Regions from separate parts of the Homo sapiens genome. Here region 2 is linked to region 1. A link is a loop called in an ENCODE intact Hi-C map of the cell type or tissue named here. Cell type or tissue: PC-9. All regions are shown on one strand. Each heading gives the region's core, and the rest is flanking DNA. Links, peaks and the distances in the headings are about the cores only. Region 1 has its middle 9.6 kb from the start of PADI2. Region 2 overlaps PADI1 (peptidyl arginine deiminase 1).

Evidence for each region. Hi-C counts contacts between places; a loop is a spot of excess contacts. Peaks named below come from ENCODE experiments on the same cell type or tissue, not always from the same donor. Only the 100,000 strongest peaks of a DNase experiment are listed, where the experiment ranks them.
Region 2: it touches region 1 in a loop (11-fold over the local background); 4 of 110 quality-filtered maps call a loop at or near these places.

What each region holds. Positions count from the first base shown.
Region 1 is chr1:17,126,377-17,131,748 of GRCh38, forward strand. No RefSeq gene overlaps it. Among named protein-coding and RNA genes, the nearest start is that of PADI2, 9.6 kb to the left of the region's middle. In PC-9, for the core only: no CTCF peak of the experiment used is centred there; a DNase peak (open chromatin) is centred at 2,165; H3K27ac peaks cover 3,327 bases.
Region 2 is chr1:17,211,930-17,217,301 of GRCh38, forward strand. All of the region lies in intron 1 of PADI1 (peptidyl arginine deiminase 1), which reads left to right. Among named protein-coding and RNA genes, the nearest start is that of PADI1, 9.5 kb to the left of the region's middle. In PC-9, for the core only: no CTCF peak of the experiment used is centred there; DNase peaks (open chromatin) are centred at 302, 1,092, 3,102, 3,742 and 1 weaker place; H3K4me3 peaks cover 1,452 bases; H3K27ac peaks cover 4,529 bases.

The DNA of each region.
Region 1 (5,372 bases), core at 121-5,120:
GACACAGGTCCATCCTTATGAGCAACCTAGCAGGAGCAAAAAACATGCACGGATGCTCACAAACACATGCACACACACAACATGCACACACGCACATACACGTGCACACACACACGCACGCATGCACACACATGCACACACACACACCCTTGTGTAGGAAGAACATCACGCAGTCATTTACAACCACATTGGAAGAAGGCGCTATAATCATTTCTGCCATACCCCATGATGTGGTCACATTTTCCATCTCGAGAATCAGTCCACCTGGATTGACATCCTAGCCCTTCCTGGCTTAGGAGACCTTGGACAAGTCATCTCACTTGAGTCTCAGTTTTCTCATCTGTGAAATGGGGGTTAATCATGGCACCTCCTTCCCAGGTGGTTGTGAGGTTTAAACAAGATAATGGGCTGGGCGCAGTGGCTCACGCCTGTAATCCCAGCACTTTGGGAGGCCGAGGTGGGCGGATCATGAGGTGAGGAGATCGAGACCATCCTGGCTAACACGGTGAAACCCCGTCTCTACTAAAAATACAAAAAAAAATTAGCTGAGCGTGGTGGCGGGCGCCGGTAGTCCCAGCTACTAGGGAGGCTGAGGCAGGAGAATGGTGTGAACCCGGGAGCCTGCAGTGAGCCAAGATCATGCCACTGCACTCCAGCCTGGGCAACAGAGCGAGACTCTGTCTCAAAAAAAAAAAAAAAAAAGATAGTAGGCTGGGTACGGTGGCTTATGTCTGTAATCTCACTATTTTGGGAGGTCGAGGCGGAGGCAGGCAGATCGCTTGAGCTCAGGAGTTGGAGGCCAGCGTGGGCAATATGGTGAAACCCCGTCTCTACCAAAAATGCAAAAAAATTAACCAGGCGTGTTGGCGTGTGCCTGTGGTCCCAGCTACTCCGGAGGCTGAGGTGGGAAGATTGCTTGAGCCTGGGAGGTAGAGGTTGCAGTGAGCCGAGGTCGGCCACTGCACTCCAGCCTGGGTGACAGAGTGAGACCCTGTCTCAAAAAAAAAAAAAAAAAGGATCTCCTTTGGTTTTCAAAAATTATTATTCCACTTACTGTCATTTCAAATTCAACAATCCCACTTTAGCTTTGAGTTCAAGTTAAAAATCTTCTCTTAAGGACAAATTCCACTTTTTTCTTTTATTTGCTAGAGATGGGGTCTCACTATGTTGCCCAGGCTGGTCTTGAACTCCTAGGCTCAAGCAATCCTCCCACCTCAGCCTCCCAAAGTGCTGGGATTACAGGCATGAGCCACTGTGCCTGGCCTATATGATTCCACTTCAATGAGGTACCTACAATAGTCAGATTCACAGGGACAGAAAGTAGAAAGGAGGTTGCCCTGGGGGCTGAAGAGAGAGGGGAATGGCAAATTGTCGTTTAGTGGGCGTAGAATTCTAGTTTTGCAAGATGAAAAGAGTCTTGGAGATTGGCTGCATTTAACAATGTGAACGTACCTAACACTCTGCTGAACTGAACACTTACAAATAGCTTACATGGCACATTGTATGGTATGTATATTTTACCACGATTAAAAATTTAAGAAAAAATTTAGGAAAAGTATTCTTTTAAAATATAACAACTTTAGTGGGCCAGGCATGGTGGCTCATGCCTGTAATCCCAGCAGTTTGGGAGGCCGAGGCAGGTGGATCACCTGAGGTCAGGAGTTCAAGACCAGCCTGGCCAATATGGTGAAACTCTGTCTCTACTAAAAATACAAAAATTAGCTGGGCATGGTGGCGCATGACTGTAATCCCAGCTACTTGGGAGGCTGAGGCAGGAGAGTCACTTGAATCCGGGAGGCAGAGGTTTCAGTGAGCGGAGATTGCACCACTGCACTCCAGCCTGGGCGACAGAGCGAGACTCTGTCTCAAAAAGAAAAAAAAACTTTAAAAATTATTATAAAATTATTAAAATGATACAACTGAATATTTGGTTCCATTGACAATCTTGGCTAATTAAACATGCATGAAAATATAATTTAAAATCTGTCAGAACCCCCGACACACTTCAGCCTTGAGAGAGCTGTGACTGGGATCTGAGTCATGTGCCTTTTATTCCTCAGATTGTAGATTAACTCACTTTCTTATTTTTCTTATTCTGTACAATGACCAGAGAGAATTAAAGAACAGCAGGGACAAAACCCTCCTGCCTTCTTAATTAATGACCCTGTGACTCATCTACTTCCCCTTTGTTGTCCTGCTCTGCGTAGAACAGATGACAGGAAACGCATAGCTATCATACCCTTCACAAAAAATGTGAAATATGCCCTCCGCCAAAAGAAACACTGCCCATAACCAGTCAAATGGCTGTAACTATGCGCCAGCCTAGTATGAAAAATGTTGTTATCTGGCTAAAAATTCCTCTGTCCCTGCCTCTATAAATGAAAACTTCACTTCCCTACTTCGGAATGCTGAGTTCATTACTTTGGAGTTGAGGTTTCTGGGTGGCCGTTCTCAAATCTTGTGCTTGAATAAACTCTATTTTATTTTACTTTGGTGTATTTTACATTTTTTTTTATTATTATTTTTTGAGACAGGGTCTCGCTCTGTTGCCCAGGCTGGAGTGCAGTGGCACAATCACAGTTCACTGCAGCCTCAACCTTCTGGGCTCAAGTGATCCTCCCACCTCAGCCTCAGTAGCTGGGACTACAGGTGTGGGCCACCACACATGGCTGATTTTTAAAATTTTTTGTAGAGACGGTGTCCCACTACGTTGCCCAGGCTGGTCTCGAAGTCCTGGACTCAAGGGATCCACACAGCTTCCCAAAGTGCTGGAATTATTGGCGTGAGCCACTGTGCCTGGCCTAAACTCTTTTTAAATTAGACTCTGACGCTCCTGGTTATTTCAGGTTGACACACAGTTAAACATTTTTAACTGCATGTATAGATTTAACATATTCAATTTCTTTTAAAAATACTTCAGTTGCCTTAATAACAAACACAACTTTCTCAAGCACTTAAATTATTCTTAGAAATCTGGTAACTTATGCTTATCATGAATTCAAATTTTTATAACTTTTTAACACTTCTGTCAAGCATAGTAAAATTTCAACTTAAAATATCACAAGTCTAAATCAATCAATGATTCATTTGTGCATTTTACTTTATTTTTGAGACGGAGTCTTGCTCTGTCGCCCAGACTGGAGTGCAGTGGCATGATCTCGTCTCATTGCAACCTCCATCTCCCAGATTCAAGCGATTCTCCTTTGTCAGCCTCCCAAGTAGCTGGGATTACAGGCATCCACTACCACGCCTGGCTAATTTTTGTATTTTTAGTAGAGACAGGATTTCACCATGTTGGCCAGGCTGGTCTCCAACTCCTGACTTCAGGCGATACGCCCACCTCGGCCTCCCAAAGTGCTGGGATTATAGGCGTGAGCCACTGTGCCCGGCCTCATTTGTGTATTTAAATTAAAACCTTAAGACTGACTTTTTATTCACACAGACTGGGGTGTGCAATCTTTTGGCTTCCCTGGGCCACGCTGGAAGGAGAAGAATTGTCTTGGGCCACACATAAAATACACTAACACTAATGATAGCTGATGAGCTAAAAAAAAAAAAAAAAAAAAAAAAGAATTGAAAAAAAATCTCTTAATGTTTTAAGAAAGTTTACGAATTTGTGTTGGGCCGCATTTAAAGCTACAGCTGCATTCAAAGCCACTGGCCAAGGGTTGGACAAGCTTAACATAGCCCATATTCTCTTAAATATTAAAAATATTTCAAATTCCAAAGTTGAAATTGTTTGATTCTCTGAAACATTTCTTTGCTCAATTCTTGTCAAGCTTAAAAAATGAGAGCCTACTAAGGCAATGATGTTGTCACACCAAGAAAATTTCGAGCTTAGTTTTCCAACCCATTTTTGGGGTTCCTACCTCCTCTAAGATTCCTTAATGTCCACGGAAACTTCAGGCTTGGATGGAGGTTTTGTCCAAGGTCTTGATAGGACACAAGTCCTATTGTTAGTCATTTAAACAGGATTTCCCATAACCTAAAAAGGGTGGTGGCATAGTCTGTGTCCCCAGGGTTCAGCATATGCATTTCCTATTTCTTAAGTCAGATCTGGGGCTAAGTAATACCCTCCCAGGTAGCTTCACCACTTGTTTGGTTTCAATTGGTGTTTTAGTCCACTTTGCATTATAAGGAATGCCTGAGGCTGGGTAATTGATAAGGAAAAGAGGTTTATTCAGCTCATAGTCCTGCAAGCTGTATAAGAAGCGTAATGCCTGGATGACCCAGCCTTGGCAAAATACTAAAAGCAAGAAAAAAATAAAAATGAAAAGAAGCATTGGCAGGGTGCAGTGGCTCACGCCTGTAGTCCCAGCACTTTGGGAGGCCGAGGTGGGTGGATCACCTGAGGTCGGGAGTTTGAGAGCAGCCTGGCCAACATGGTGAAACCCCATCTCTACTAAAAATACAAAAATTAGCCAGGTGTGGTGGTGGGTGCCTGTAATTCCAGCTACTCAGGAGTCTGAGGCAGGAGAATTGCTTGAACCTGGGAGGTGGAGGTTGCAGTGAGCCGAGATTGTGCCACTGCTCTCCAGCCTGGGTGACAGAGTGAGACTCCGTCTCAAAAAAAAAAAAAAAAGACAAAAAGAAATATGGCGCTGGGATGGAGCCCCAGAAGACAGACTCTACTAAGGCAATGGTGAGGGGAAATGTGGGGTTGGAGCCCCCACAGAGAGTACCCACAAGGGCACTGCCTAGCACAGCTGGGAGAATGGGGCCACTGCCCTCCAGACTCCAGAATGGTAGAGCCACTGGCAGCTTGCACCCTCAGCCTGGAAAAGCTCAACTCCAACCTGTGATAGCAGCTACGTGGGCTGTGCCCACCCAGCAAAGCCATGGGGCTGGGGCTGCCCAAGGCCTTGTGAGCCCACTCCTTGTGGCAGAGTGCCCTGGATGTAGGATATGGAGTCAAGGGGATTATTTTGGAGTTTTAAGATTTAATGTCTGCCTTGCTGGGTTTTGGACTTGTATGTGGCCGTTCCCCTTTCTTTTTTTTTTTTTTTTTGAGATGGAGTTTCGCTCTTTTTGCCCATGCTGGAGTGCAGTGGCACAATCTTGGCTCACTGCAACCTCCACCTCCTGGGTTCAAGCAATTCTCCTACCTCAGCCTCCTGAGCAGCTGGGATTACAGGCATGCGCCACCATGCCCGGCTAATTTTTGAATTTTTTTTTTTTAGTAGAGACGGGGTTTCTCCATGTTGGTCAGGCTGGTCTCGAACTCCTGACCTCAGGTGATCTGCCCGCCTTGGCCTCCCAAAGTGGCCTGTTCCCCTCTGTTTTCGCCACGTTTTGCCTTTTGGAATGGGAATCTTTACCCAATGCAAGTACCACATTGTATCTTAGAAGTAAATAACTTGGTTTTCATTTTA
Region 2 (5,372 bases), core at 84-5,083, 86 kb after region 1:
CCACAAGGGCAAAGCCAAGGATGATTTGTCTCTGCTTTCCTGGTGCCCAGCATGGGACCTGATGTACAGTAGCTACCCAGGAAGGTACGTTGAGGCAGAGCCACTGGCAGCACTAATGGGAGCCCTGTGTGCCCCAGGGAAGCTGCTGGCCTTTAGCTGGAGCTCACGGGGTGGCGGCCAGTACCCCGGGACTATCAGCCTCCAGGCAGATCCCTGGCTCCAGGCAGAATCACCCACGGAGCTGGTCACCCCAGGAGATTTGCTGGGCCCTGCTGCCTGACCCTACGGCATTTCTTGTGGCTTCATTCCAGGACACCTAGCGGCTGGCACCTGTGGGGCTCCTGGCAGGCCAGATCCTGGCCAGGCGTGCAGGGGAGCCACAGGCTCAGCCAGCAGTGCCTGCTCTTCAGCCTTTTCGTCCGATTCTGCCTGATTCTCCCCCTCCTGCCCCCACCACTCATCCAGCACAGTGCCCCAGACGACCCCCAAGAGCACATTGGCCCCCACCCCCACCCACTCAGTTTCTGCCCCCAGGATCTGGCCATGTCCAAAGTGCAGGATAGGACAGTTGGCAGGGAAGCATTCCTCTGTGACTGCTGTATTTCTCTTCTCCCTAGAGACCAGGTGGTACATTTCTGAGCTGTTGACCTAAGATTTGGCCGGTGGAGCCCCAGTGGGCCGAGGCTTCTGGGAAGCAAGTTGCAGCCACGCAAAAGGAAAAGCTTTCTAATTACCTGAACTGTCAAAGCAGAGAGGGGTGTGAGGTAGTGAGCTGTCAGTCTTTGGGAGTGGGCAGGGGGCTGGCCGGGATGACCTCCAAGGCCCGTCTCTGACCCAAGGCCTATGCTATGCAAGATGCTCCCTGGTCTCTTCTGTCATTTTAGGGCAGACAAGGACAAGAAGATCACAGGCACCACCCCCCTCGCCTTGCCGCTGTAAGATGTGGGTGTGTGGTGGGGCCAGGGGGCTGTGGCTTTCCTGCCTTGGTGCCGCCACCCTCCCTAGGCCTCCCTGGCCTGCTGCCAAAGAGCCATGCAGAGGAGCTCGAATTGCACACTCTCTCAACACATTCCTGTTTCCTTCCGACATCCCTGATCGTCTCCTCCTTCCAGTCCCCGACAAGGGCATGCTCAGGGCACACACGCACTCATTTTAATACCAGCCAGGACAGCTTCTCACTTTGCTATCTGGGTGACCTGAGTAAAGTTACTTAACTTCTCCGAGATTTCTTCATCTGTGAAGTGGGGACGTAATCTCCTACCAGGCTGGTAGGAGCAGGGAAAAGTAAAAAAAGAAAAGAAAGCTGATCAGCTCCAAGCCTGCCTTTCTTCATGGTCCAGGACGCATTGCCCTCCTATGCAAGTAACTCACAATCTTCCTGCACCCAGCTTTCACCAGACCCCTGCAACTGAGCTCCCCGCGGCCTGGGCATAATCAGTACTGCACAAAGCCCTCTTCAACAGACAGATAAACATCGTCCTATAAAATCCCCAGCAAGTCTTTGTTTCTTTGCAGTCGGCTTCACCCCAGAGAGAGGCTTCTTTCTTGAAGGCTGACTTTTGTGTCTCTGGCGATGTATTTTCCTACTTTCTGTAATCAATCTGCTTTCCTTTACACACAGCTGTCCTGGTAAATTCTTTTACTCCTGCATTACCGGCCGTCATTACCCTGTGACAAGTAACACCTACCTTGGTCGGGGAGCAGGAGTTGGAGTGAAGTCTAGATGAGATCATGGATAGCAAAAGCTAAGCACGTGCCTGGCACACGGCAGGTGCTTGAAAATGCAGGCTCTTTCCCTGCCCCACTAGAACCCATGGAACATGCTGCCTTATGCCATAACCAGTGGGTGAACCTGCACCTTACCACAGGAGGCGGGCAGGGGTGGAGAGTAGTTGGTTTTACACTCCTCATCCCGCCCTCCGCGTCTCCTTTTGTGAGATTCTCTAAGAATTCACCCCATTCTGCCCATAACCTCTCTATTGAACCTGATGCAACTGGCCCTGCTGTGGGCATGAGGTTGGTGGGCATTGCAGGGTGAGTAGGAGGACGCTGCTCTGGGCGGCGCAGACGAGATGTGAAGTGGCCCCCAGGAAGGTCTGAACCAGGGCCATGGGGGCACAGAGGAAGCACATAAGGTTTCTGGCTGGAGTGAGTTGGGCTGTCTGGGGATTCTGAGAAGAGTAATTGTAACCATGGTGACAGCATCTAACGCTGAGAAGTCATCATCTCAGGGAATCCCTCCAACAGTCTAGGAAGTAGCTCTTGGGATTGTGTCCATTTTACAGCGGAGGAAAATCGAGGCAGTTGAGTGACCCAGTTGGAGGCCATGCTCCACACAGAACCCACACTTCACTCCATGGAAGAGGTGGCATTTGAAGTGGGTCTTGAAGAATGCAAAAGACCCCCCTGCCCCCCGCCCCATGACTTGGCCCAGCAGAGATGGGGGAGCAGCCTGGTGAGGGGCAGGCTCATCAGCATAACAGTGGAAACCATGATGATATAACAGTGATTACCAAGACACCTGACAGGGTGACTCCTGTAGTGGTAATGATTTGGCCTTTTTTATTTGGAGGGGTGCTTTCAAATCTGTGACCTCACCTGACTGTGCATTTGGGGACATGCCAGTACTGCATATCTGGGGGTTGGTTAGGTCTGGGGGCTACATCATGAGACATCACCAAAGAGAAGCATCTTGGAGAGGATTATTAGATTTGGAGGAAGCCGGGAGCAGCTCCAGAAAGCTGGCGCAATACAGCCCACTGCAGGGTGGCCTGGGGCTCCCCACAAGCTCCCACTCCTGCCTGTCACACCTCCCAAGGGCAGCCCTTCATCCATGACCAGGCCCACAGATCTGGGCACCTGAGAGATAAGGAAAGGCAGTATAAGCCCCGTCTCCCAGCCCCGGGGCAAGGGTTGGGGTAGGATGCCAAGGGAATGAGAATCAAAGGCAGCGCAGGGCTCACCCGGCATAACCTGCCTTGCTTGGGTGCCAGAGAGAATAAGCAGACCCCTCCTCCTGCCTCTTCCTGGTGGTTTTCAAAGCTCCTGCTGGGGTACCTGCCGCTCTTCTGTAGCTGAAGCTGACCTGGATGGGGGTGATGGGAACCAAGTCTTGAAGGCAGTGGGGCTGGGAACTAGAATAGGCCCCTCCCCATGCCTGTGGGAGTGGCCCTGGGCCTCAGACCTGCATAGCAGGTGTCTCCTGCAGGAAGCCACATTTCCCCCAAGGCCTGACCCCTCTAGGCACTGCCCACTCATCTGTTACTCACAGGGGAGGGAGACACTGAGACCAGGAGCCCAGCACCCCAGAGAGAGGTGAACAGAGGTGTGAGCTATTGAGCAAGTTTGGGGTGGGGAGGGAGCAGATCTAGACTACAGGAAGCTAGGCTGGGCTTGGAGGGTCTTGATAGCCCCAGAGAAATTGTACCTGTCATTTCTTCCCCCTTCTTTCATCATCATCATCATCGTCATCATCATCATCATCATCATTTTCTACCAAGACTCCAAATAGGGGGCTGTGACTTAGAGATGTCAACTTTTGCCCAAAGCTAGGGATTGGCTCCACAGAGTCCTGCTTCCCTTGAAAGGGCTGTGTCTGGCACCGGTGGTCCCTGAGTGGGGTGGAGCAGGAGTCACCCATGAGCTAGAAACCCTTCTGCTGCCAGCTGGGTGCCCTGGGCTTGTGGCTACTTGCTCTTGGAACTCATGGGCCAGGCCGACTGGATTCAATCATGACTCAGCCACCTCCCCGCTGGGCAGTCCTGAGAAAGCCACTCCACCATCCTGAGTCGCTGTGTCCTTGTCCAGAACGCGTTGATTGTGCCCCTGGTTCATGCCAGGCACTAAGCTGGATGCAGAGATGACAGCAGCGATGCAGACAGCATAAAACAGAAAAAAAATCTCTGCATTTTAGAGGGAGAGACTGCAATGAGCAGATATGTGCTCTGTCAGGTGGCTGGGAGGTGGCCGGTGCCATGGGCTGGAATGAAGCTGGGGTTGGGGAACCAGACTCATGGTGTCATTTGTGTCACGCCATTTGCAACAGGCAAGAAGGGTACATCAGAAAGGCCTCGTATGCTACCCTGAGAGAAGGAAGTGAGGGGCTGGGCGGACCGCAGGGATTGGTGACAGGAACATTCCGGACAGACAGAGCTGCAGCCCTGGCATGCTTGAAGAACGGCAGGAACAAGCAAGAGGGCGTGGGGAGGGAAAGCAATGGGTCAGGAAAGCCTGGGAGGCCACACAGGCTCTGGTGACAGCCTCTGAGCAGGAGGGATGCAACGGGACTTCTATTTTAAAAGGTCCCTCTGGCTGCTATGTTGAAGCTGGACTGTGGGGAGAGAGGGGAAGCAGGTCACTGGCCTATGATAAAAATCCACATGGAAGCAACTGGTGGCTTGGACAGGATGTGAGCTGTGGCAGAGGTGAGAGCGGTCAGGGTCTGCAGTTGCTATGAAGGTGGAGCTGATGGGATTTGCTGAGGGGCTGGCTGTGCGAGTGAGGGAACAAGAGGAGGTGAGGCTGAATTGGAAGGTGGAGCTGCTATGGACAGACTTGCGGTGGGTTGGGCAGGAGCAGGTTTGAAAGGAGTGGGGAAGGAGTGGGCATGGGGAAGCAGGAGTTTGGCTTTGGATGTGTGAAATTTAAAATGCTTGGTAGGGCTGGGCGCAGTGGCTCACGCCTGTAATCCCAGCACTGTGGGAGGCCGAGGTTGGCAGATCACTTGAGGTCGGGAGTTCAAGACCAGCCTGGCCAACATGGCGAAACCCCATCTCTACTAAAAATACAAAAATTAGCTGGCGTGGTGGTGAGCTCCTGTAATCCCAGCTACTTGGGAGGCTGAGGCAGGAGAATCGCTTGAACCCAGGAGGCAGAGGTTGCAGTGAGCTGAGATCATGCCTTTGCACTCCAGCCTGGGTGACAGAGCACGACGTTGTCTCAAAAAATAAAAAATAAATAAAATAAAATGCCTGGTAGACACCCAGGGAGAAACTCAGAAAGCAAGAAGTCTGAGAGTTCTAACCATATTGATGTGGCAGGTGGAGAAAACCAAGGGAGTGGGTGTAGACAGAAGAAAGGAGGAGAGGAGAGGGGAGGGAGGGGAGGAGAGGAGGAGAGGGGAGGGAGGGGAGGAGAGGAGGAGAGGGGAGGCTGAGCCCTAAGCCAGGTGCGCTGGGGCCAGCCGCACTCTGAAGAGTACCAGTGTAGGGATTCTGCCCGTTGCCGATGGTGCCTATTCCAATTACACATTTCAGAACTTGTTGGGGTGGGGCGGAACCACACATGGGCTCAGGGGCTACTGGACCCACTGTAAGATGAACCTGAGCTGAAACTCCATGGATCACCTGGCCTCCATGAGCCCCTGCTCTGCC